Regions from separate parts of the Homo sapiens genome. Here region 1 is linked to region 2. A link is a contact called in ENCODE Hi-C data. All regions are on one chromosome and are shown on one strand. The core of a region is the stretch at or near the end of the contact, and the rest is flanking DNA. Distances in the headings are between cores, read along the strand shown.

What was found. A loop is a pair of places that touch in the nucleus more often than their neighbours do. Pooled maps may share reads with other maps.
Region 1: a map with no recorded cell type shows a loop between it and region 2 (7-fold over the local background). The contact joins the promoter of MIR106AHG here to the promoter of MBNL3 in region 2. A Hi-C loop is called at or near these places in 5 of 37 single-sample maps with no recorded cell type and 11 of 50 pooled maps.

Annotation. Positions count from the first base shown.
Region 1 is chrX:134,172,820-134,177,442 of GRCh38, reverse strand. MIR106AHG (miR-106a-363 cluster host gene) reads left to right here and starts at 3,355. Exons shown (of 2, transcript XR_007068340.1): 1 at 3,355-4,623. RefSeq lists a silencer at 2,230-2,524 and an enhancer at 4,483-4,623.
Region 2 is chrX:132,486,146-132,490,620 of GRCh38, reverse strand. It overlaps MBNL3 (muscleblind like splicing regulator 3), which reads left to right and starts at 1,583. Exons shown (of 9, transcript NM_001386889.1): 1 at 1,583-1,770. RefSeq lists a silencer at 735-1,304.

The sequences.
Region 1 (4,623 bases), core at 2,106-4,605, 1.7 Mb before region 2:
AATCATGACATTTTCAATAACAGACTTATTGGTGTAAGATTATTAAATAATGAGATAATTTTTAATACCATGATTTACTTGCTTTGGAAGACAATGTTATGGTGATGACGTTTTAGAGACTGTTTTGAATGTAAAACTATATTTTTTATTGTGTTCCGTACCATGACATATTTTCCACTTAGAAAATTTATAATGGTGCAAAGATGGACAAACTTAATCAGAAAAGTGATTGAAAAAAGTGATGTGTGTAAAACATTTCTGGTTTACAGCTTTTTCTTTGATTATAGTATTACAGTCTGCTAGCAATTTTATGGTTTGTAATACCAGAAGTTCCACTTCTAAGGTCACATAAACAGGAAAATCAAAGTGTTTCAAACAGAGTGTAAAAATACCTTTAACACTATTTAATCTTAATAGTGAATCACTTTAATGTCTACTGAGTCTATTCTCAAGGTGGGAGAATTAATTTGAGAAACAATTTTTCTACTGATGGCAAGCAGGTTATTCTTATATCTTTTCAATATTTGCACACATATTTTGATGTAAAATATTTGACATGTAAAAAATATGGTTGTTAGTGAGAGGAAATTGTGTTTTAACATACTACTGAGAAAAGCAAAGACCCACACAACAAGGTAATTTTAAGGCATCACATAATAGCAAAATTAGCTCCATGTTGTAAGTTCTAGTACCAACATATTTCAGCTGAATTATGTGAGATGTAATTTAATTGTATTTTAATTTGATTACTCTTTTGATTTAAAATAAGATTAAATCATTACTAGAGATAAGAAATGTTTGTAAATAGACACTTATTCTAAAAAATCAAAGTTAGCAAAGACCAGCTTGTAAAAGTAAGGTTTACTTACAAGTAAAATTTAGTAAAATGTGTATTTTAAACGTATTTGTATATCAGAAAAGTTGATCCACCTTCTGGTGCCATTTGGTCTTCATAAAATCCTTTGAGATTGGGATAAGTATATTTTTACTTTCTACATTTTTTAAACTAAGTTATATTAACTGTGCATGTTCAATTAGTGAAATTTTCTGCTTCTTATCAAGTGGCAAATCTTTTGAAATTGATATTTCATTCTCATGGACGCTATTTAGTTGAAGATGTATTTATTTTATTTACATGATTTATGTTGGCATATGCTATTGAAAAGAAATAAGATTCAGAAATTCATTACTGACTCTAATTTTTCTCTTTGTTCTGCTGACATAAATTTTCATAAACAAATTAAGGCCTGGTCCAAAAAATTCAAATTTCATTTTTTCAGGCTGATTTGTGTTAGTATGATTGGCATTCAAAAGAAGATTGATTCATCTAAAAACTATGAAATGTTTGCAAATGAAGGAATACTTCGTTTAAAAAATAAAGTTAGTGAAGACCAGTTTTGATAGACTTCTAATGAAATCACAGTTCCTGCTCTAGGATCAAATAGCAAAATAGCATTTGAAATATTTTGTTTGGGATCTTCCGCCTCCATTCTGTTTAGTGAGTGTTCTGATCTGCTGGCTTTGTTTTAGGCCTCATGGGCATGCACATGAGCACATGAACATAAACACACAAATGTAGCAAAACACATATTTCAGTGGGACACTAAACTTCTCATCCTGGGCAAAACCAGAGTGTAACAGACCTTAATTGCAAGTGTAGTTCAAAAATGTAGAGTAGTAAATACACATAGAACAAAAGCTCTATTCTAGTTGTGTGAGGAACATAATACTCTTAAATTACTTTCTGGTTTCCATGGGGACCTTTTTGTTCTAAGATACCAATCATTAGGTTTAACAAAGCCACTTAATATTATTTCTAAATCAAGTAACATGATTTCTCAACTGGGTAAAATGTCAATTTTATTCTTAAAGGTGTTCAAATCCAAACTACTTGAGATTGCTGCTTTATATGGCATAATTAAATCTAGAGGTCAATACAGAAGAATCCCTTCACCCCTTTTCAAGGCAGAGGAAAGCTCAAAGTGGGTCTATTTTGAGGGGAATATTTTGCTGGGCATTCACCGTTTTTCTTTGAATCCATCATAAACTCAAAATAGTGTCAAGAATTTAAAGTTGTGATGAGAATCCTTAGGCTCACGAAAGATAACAAGTTCTCCCTCCCTTTGGCCAGTTTCCATACCTTTCTTACACATTCTGACAGAACATCTGGGCTTTCGTGTAGGCATGTATTCTATATCATATTTACATACATGCGTATATACGCACACCGGCCAGTCTGTTTGGTCATAAATGATGTGACTGGGGGATAGGAGTTGTGGCTCCTTTATTTTGCAGAATGCCTAAGTATTGTTTGTCTCACAATACTGGGAGCGAGCAGGAGCCCGGTGGGAGCCTGGAGCCTTAAGCCCTGGGCTGTGGTCTGGGGGAGGGGACGGGGTTGCGGGGTCACAAGCTCTTTGCTTTTAGCCTCAGCATGACCACAAGTTTTAAAGCATGAAGGGATCACGTGCTTTTCTTTGAGCTGTTAGTTATTCTGACTTTTGGGGGGGGTGTGTGTGAAATGCTTTGTTCTTTAGATTTTTTTGATTCTCTAGGTATTTTGGCCGATGATTAAATTTTTTTTCCAAAAGAAAGAGACAAAAATAAATCATTTGGTGTATCAAAATGTCCTAGTTTCTCATAACCTATATCTTGTACTTAGTTAGTTTTACCTTGTGCTAGACAGGTACTGAGATGGAATAAATTATTTTCGCCAGTTGGGAACTTGATCCAGACATTCTATATGTTGCAAACCCTTAAAAAAAATTAAGAACAAGAAAATATCCTGGTAAAGCAATCTCAAAATACCTTATTCCGGGTATTGTTCTAGCTTTAAAGGGAAGGAGGACTGGGAGGAGGGGTGGGAGATGGGGGGTGGCGAATAGGAAGACTGGGAGGATGTCTTGTTTAATGAACTGCTAAAACTTTTGGAAAATTTTAAGCTAGTGAAGTCCCTCAACACGGTATTTCCATTTGAAAACCTTTACTTAAATATGTCACTCTTGGGGAGTTACTTCTACTTGTTCCCTTTAATAGGATGATTTCATCTTTTCCAACCTTCTTCTGTCTCTCCAACCAAGACACATAGACTCCGAATACCAAATAAAGACTTTTGAAGATAATGAGATTTATTTGGGAACATTTTCCAAAATCAGGGTAATGGGTTTTTTTGTTCTGATGTTGAAGAGGATGAGGATATGTTTACTCATTGACCCGGGAGCTCTGGCTGCAGCTGTAGGACACAATTAATTATGCTAATAGTTTGTGAGGAGCGGATGTAGCTCCCCCAACCCCCCTTTTTTCGAGGGGAGGGGAGTTTGGCAAAAGGGGAAGGAGACGCCCTGGGGTCGGATCACATGATATTATCTTCGCGCCACTTTCGCAAAAACCCTTTTTTTTACTCCAGGTTTTGCTCCAGCTCAAAGGTACTGTTCTTATCTTGCTTTAATACAACGCTTCTTAAAGTCGGGTCTAAGTTCTCTTCCCTCCCCCTCCTCTTCTTTCCACTGCTAGTCGTTACCATTAAAGGTCGAAAGTTGCATTGCAGTCGGTGCAATCTCACAGGAGGGATCTGGTTGGGTAGTAAACTTCGGGCTGCGTAGTTTCCAGAAAGTATCACGCAGACGTGCCAGGGTAGGCTGCAAGGTCTGTTGCATGAAAAAGGGGAGGAAGCCCACCTGTGCGAGTGACTCGCGTTGGAGAAATGATTGTGGTTTTCGTTGCATCCACCGCTGACTCCTGAGGGGCGCTGGCAGTTCAGGTTGGACTCTTTCGCGGGCCAGGGGCGGGAGAGGCCAGTCTTTTGTAATGTTTGCCTGAGCTACTACTGTGCACCAGTGCACCAGGTTGAGAATCACATGGCGCCCTTGTCCTCTTCTGGGCTTTGGGCTGCCACAATCACCCTGGTAACAATGGTGGAAAGGGAGGGGTCCGGCTTCATTTTGCACCCCTTCCCTCCTTCCTTGCCCCCCGCTTGCCTTCCAGGGCTTTCCTCCTCCGACCCAGCGTGCTCACTGGTCTCTGATTTGTAACCTCGTACCCTGCACACCCCCGCCCACCCCCCCAACCCCCGCACGCTCCCCAAATCCCATCTTGCGCCTGTGTCCGCCAGGGACGCGGAGAAGGTATATAGCCCGGTTGTCTCTCATTTTGCCCGGTGTTCAAAGTCTGGTATGCTTAATTCCATTTTGATTGTGCGTCTTAAACTAAGACATCATTTTATTCTACAGAGCGCTGTCGGGCTTTGGCCTTGAAGCAGCCCGCCCTCAATTGGTTCTCATTAGCGGTGGAATGAGAGGAGAAAGCAAGATAATTGCACCGTATCTTCCGCACATTTGCGCGTGTATTCGGTGGCTGCTACCGTTAACGATACCTGCCAAGAAACCCTGATTTAGTGGGTGAAGAGGGCGCCTGGCAAGGGCGAAAGCCTCCCAACAGTAGCACAAGGTGCTAGGGGTTAAAACTTTCACATGTGCAGAGAGTAAGTCGTGTTTCTATTTCTTCCCTCCTCGGGCCTTAGGAACACTTTCAATCTAGCGGCGAGGTGGCGCGCATGCGCGCGCCGGGTGGGGGACACCCCTGTCCCACGGCTCCGTGGGCCTCGTCGTCTGTCTCCGGTGGGGG
Region 2 (4,475 bases), core at 334-2,833:
CTTTTTAATCAAGATATAAAATTGCATTTGCTTTGTCCATTTTCCAAAGTATCTGGAACCTTACCTCAGGGTTCCTCTTATCCTGCAAACTCCGTGGAAGAAGGGGAACAGATTGCACTGATCAGCATTTCCCTGTCTGAAATTCTTAGAGGGAAATAAACGATTGGGGCATTTATGAAAGATAAAACCCCCAAGAAGGCAGCTGGTGAGTATGAATGTATTTATTTAGCCTGTAGCGAGTGGACTTATTCATCGACTAAGATCAATTTTGAAAGGACCCATTTCGCCTCACCTGTCTGGGAAGTGTCTATGAGCGTCCCGCTGTGAACCACACTGCCTTTCTCACTGGCACTTCAGTTCCTGAAGAGCCAGAAACTTTGCACCCCTACCCCAACCCCGCCTCTGGGGATGTGTGCCTGCTTCGTTTGTTTTCGCTTTTGTAAAATCTGAGCGTTATGATTTGTCCCCCTTTCCCTTCCTAATGAAATGACAAAGGGTCTGTGCAGCGGGGGCTGGGCTGCTGGGTTTGGGGGCGAGGCGCCACACCCCCTGAGAATAAAGCCCGCGCTGCGCTCTCGGAGAACCAGGCACGAGTGAGCGAACCACACAAAGAATATATTTCGCGACGAAACAGCGCCCTACAGGAAGAAAGTGCCCGCACTCCGAGCGTGAGCCGCAGCGCGACTTTTTGGCGCTCTTTGGGAGCAGTGAGAGAGAGGCGGAGGCCAGAGAGTCCGGGGTGGGCGCGGGAGCCGGGGCGGCCCTTGGCCGCATTCCCGCCCGTCCCGCAGCGGCGCGCGGAGCCAGGTGAGGTTGGCGGCGGCGCCGCGCTACCTGGCCGGGCGGGGCGGGGCCGGGCGGCCGCGTGCGCCGCTTCCGAGTCCGGCGCTCCGGATGCCCGCCCGCGCTCCGCTGGCCCGCGGAGTTTCGCGGGAGTTTCCGTTTTGGCGCCTAAAGCCCCTCGCTGGCGCCGTTTCCCTCCGCGTGCCGCGTCTGTCCGGCGCGGGACGCACGGAGGCGCGGCCCCAGCCCGGGCTGCCTGGGGTCGGCGGGGCTGCGCGAGGGGACGTCTGGCGTCCGGCGGAGGGCACTGGCCCGGGAGGAGGGCACGCCTTTGGCAAAGGCCGGGCGGGGTTGGGACCGGGGTTGCTATGGTAGCTGCGAGCCCGGGCGGGAGCCCCACGCCCGGCCTCCGCGAGGGAGCTGGGGCGCTCCGAGGTGTGCTCCGAGTGGACTGAACCAAGAGCCTGGGAGGAGCGGGTAGGGCCGGCCCGTGGCCTTGTCCCCTCCTCCCACAGCCCGCCGGCCGGCCCCGGGAAGGGGCCTCGAGGAGCCCAGAAAAGAAAGTATTCTGGCCCCTGGAACCGAAAGGAGTCTTGCAAAAAGCACGAAGGGGTCAAGGGGGCCGAAGGGAGAGGGGGAACCGTCGCCTCCGTCCGAGAGTCAGCGTGCGCGTGTCTGTAGACTTGACATTTTATACCCCAGAGCGGCCGACTTGGAGCCGGGTTGCAAGTCCCAGCCCTGAAGTTCTGGAGGTGGGGCGGGCTTTAATTTGCTTATATCTAATGATTTCAGGAACCTCGCTTTAAAATGGCGGCATTCAGTATGCACCCCTGCTAAAGGCTCTCCCGGCACCGGGGCCACCTCGCGCAGCGCTGCTTTTGCTTCTGCCGCTAACAGATGGCATGTGCCGCTGTCGCTGCCGCTGCCCCTGCTGCTGCCGCTGAGAGCAGGGCCCCTTAGCCTCTGGGTTTGCGCTAGCAGCGTAAGGTAAGGCTGGAGATGAATTGGGATTTGTAAGAGAGGCTGCCTTCCTCGGACGCCGAGGAAATAATGCCTTTTAAACTTCATTTTACAAAATAGCAAATAGGAGGAAAAGTCATCCTGCAACTTTGTTGCGATTTTAGAGCTTTGATCATTTTCCTCCTCCTTTCCTCCTCCTCCTTTTTCTTCTTCCTTCTCTTCCTCCTCTTCTCTTCCTCCTCCCCTTCCTTCCTTCTTTCTTTTTTTCTACTTTCTTCTTTTTAATTTAAAGGAACTTCTTGCATGGCATATAATCAGCAAATGCTTTTTAACAACGAATTTCCCCATTTTCACGCGATATCGTGAGCAGTGCCACAGCTTCCTTGCAGAACCTTGTCTCTTCCTGCCCTGAGTCAACACGTTTGGGCAGCTCGCTTTTACTACTGGGGTTTGAAGGGCATGAGAGTAGATTTTAGGAGACTATTAAAAAGGGAACTTTAGTTTTTAACACTCACACAATAAGCTTTTATGGTAAGAAAACGAAATTAAACCCAGACGAGTAATGAAAGTTGACATTTAAGTGATTCTTTGTTGTGGTTTCATAATTAGGGTAATAGACCTACTGTGTGTTTTTCTGAGCACTCTTAGATAGCTAGCTAGCTAGCTAGCTAGCTAGATGATAGATAAAACAGATAAATTAATTGTGGCTCTAATTAAAGTAATATGTTTTAAAGGAGTTATTTTCTCCTAGATGTTCTTACATCGTTTGTAAATTGAGCTGGGATCCCCACAGCCTCTCCGTATTTGTGGGTAGACTTCATGGGAAAGAATCAATTAAAACAAAACTTGCAAGATTTAATTTTGAAGTGATTGGTACTTTTTTTATTAAGCGGACTCCCTGCTTTAGTGAATAAACGTTTGGGTGATTACTGATATAATGTTTGGAAAACAGATTGTTGGTATGTGGGAATGACTAAACATCCATGCTTGATACAATTTATCTGAATTTTGTTTTGTTTTGTTTCCCCCTCCAGTGAAAGGTAAATAGACAATGAGGCTTATCAGACACCTTGGATTTTTCCTGATTATATTTCCATCTTCTCCTTGGCCCATGAAAATCTAATCCTGAATGTTTAACTACTTTTTAAAATAATTTTTAACTTTTTTCTAATGTGCGATACTTTTGGGGGATGCTTTCATATTTACCAACACTTCTTCAAATATAGACTAAAATGGGCTTCTGCCCACAGCTCAGCTGATAATATTCTATCGCTGTTCACTCCTTCTCCCAAAGCAGTAGAAACTACTTGGTTGGCAGACGCTCTGCTACTAAATTTAGCAAGTGTGTGGAAAGGGAGAAAAATATTGTTTTGCCCTTATTAAAGCATGGTGCAGTTTTCTGCCCAGGTGCTGTAGTCTACCTAGAAACAAACAACCAAACTGTTTACAATGGAATTACTATACAACAAATTTTCAGCAGTTTTTCATATTATTCTTGAAAGAAGTATGTGGGGCAATTCATTGCTTCATGTCTAAAATGAGAGTTCCTGCAGGTAGAGCAATAAACACTTGCATTTTGGTAAAGGGAGGATGAGAAAAAGCAACTTCTCCCATTTTTAGTGATTATGGACTTAGATCCCAGTTCAGTACTGTTTGCTTCCGGATGTGCTACCTTGCTGCTAAAAGACTTCGGACCAAATGCATCCTTAAAAAAAAAGAAAAAAAGAAAGAAAGAAAAGTGAAAATACTAAACCTTGAGGCCAGAATAGACAAGCTAAACTGGTGTCAGAGAAATTAGGAAATTTTGCCAGTTAACATTCTGCTGCCTCATACAGTGATGAGATTGGAGACCTTATATGAAAACATAAGTGAAGGAGTTTGTAAAAAAAAAATGTTTTGAGAGATAATTGATATAGTGCTGGGCTAGAGGTGGTGACTGCATGTTTTGCTCTACTTCTAAGAGCTACTTCATTTCTCTAATTTCCTTTGCTACTTTAAGCAATCGTAATGACTCCCAGGACTATTATAAAGTACCTTTTTTTTCCTCAACTGTCCACTTCAGGCATTTCACAACAGCTGCTTTTTATGATTATGAGCTGGTAGCAAAGGACCTTTGGTATTCTCTTGCACCACCCTCTACCTAGATAATGCTTTGCACAAACTAGGTGCTTAATAAATGTTACATTAAAAAGAAGAATAGCTTATAAACTCACAGTGGAATAGATTTTGGGTACAGCTTTTAATTTAAACGGAAGGCATTTTTATGCACTCACAAGAACCTAAACATTCAAAGAAGAGTAGAATGTACATTCCCCTAGTTGTCTGCATTGTATTTGCTTCTAAAGGGTTCTCTTGCCTCTCATTGTACTTCCAGGCACTTGTATACTTCATGCTTTTGACCAGTAGGTGTATTATTATCTCTCCAGCTTCACTGTGATACTTCCCAGTATCACAGCAGCTTGGGAATAAAAAAGGTTTTGTCTTTTGAGTGATTGTATAGTACCACACATGCTGGAACAGTGACAGTCTCTTGACTGTTGTGCAGATGTTGACAGTATAGTTTAGTACAGTTTTGTTCTCCACCCAGCTGCCTTTATGTGTGAGGGACGAGGGGAGGGAATGGAGTGAGAAGCTCTAAAATGATGAAGATTTCTATTGATAACATTTTACTTTTATTCTGCTTATAGTACAATAAATTCAGGAAGGTGGCAGAATTTTTCTGTTTTCAAATA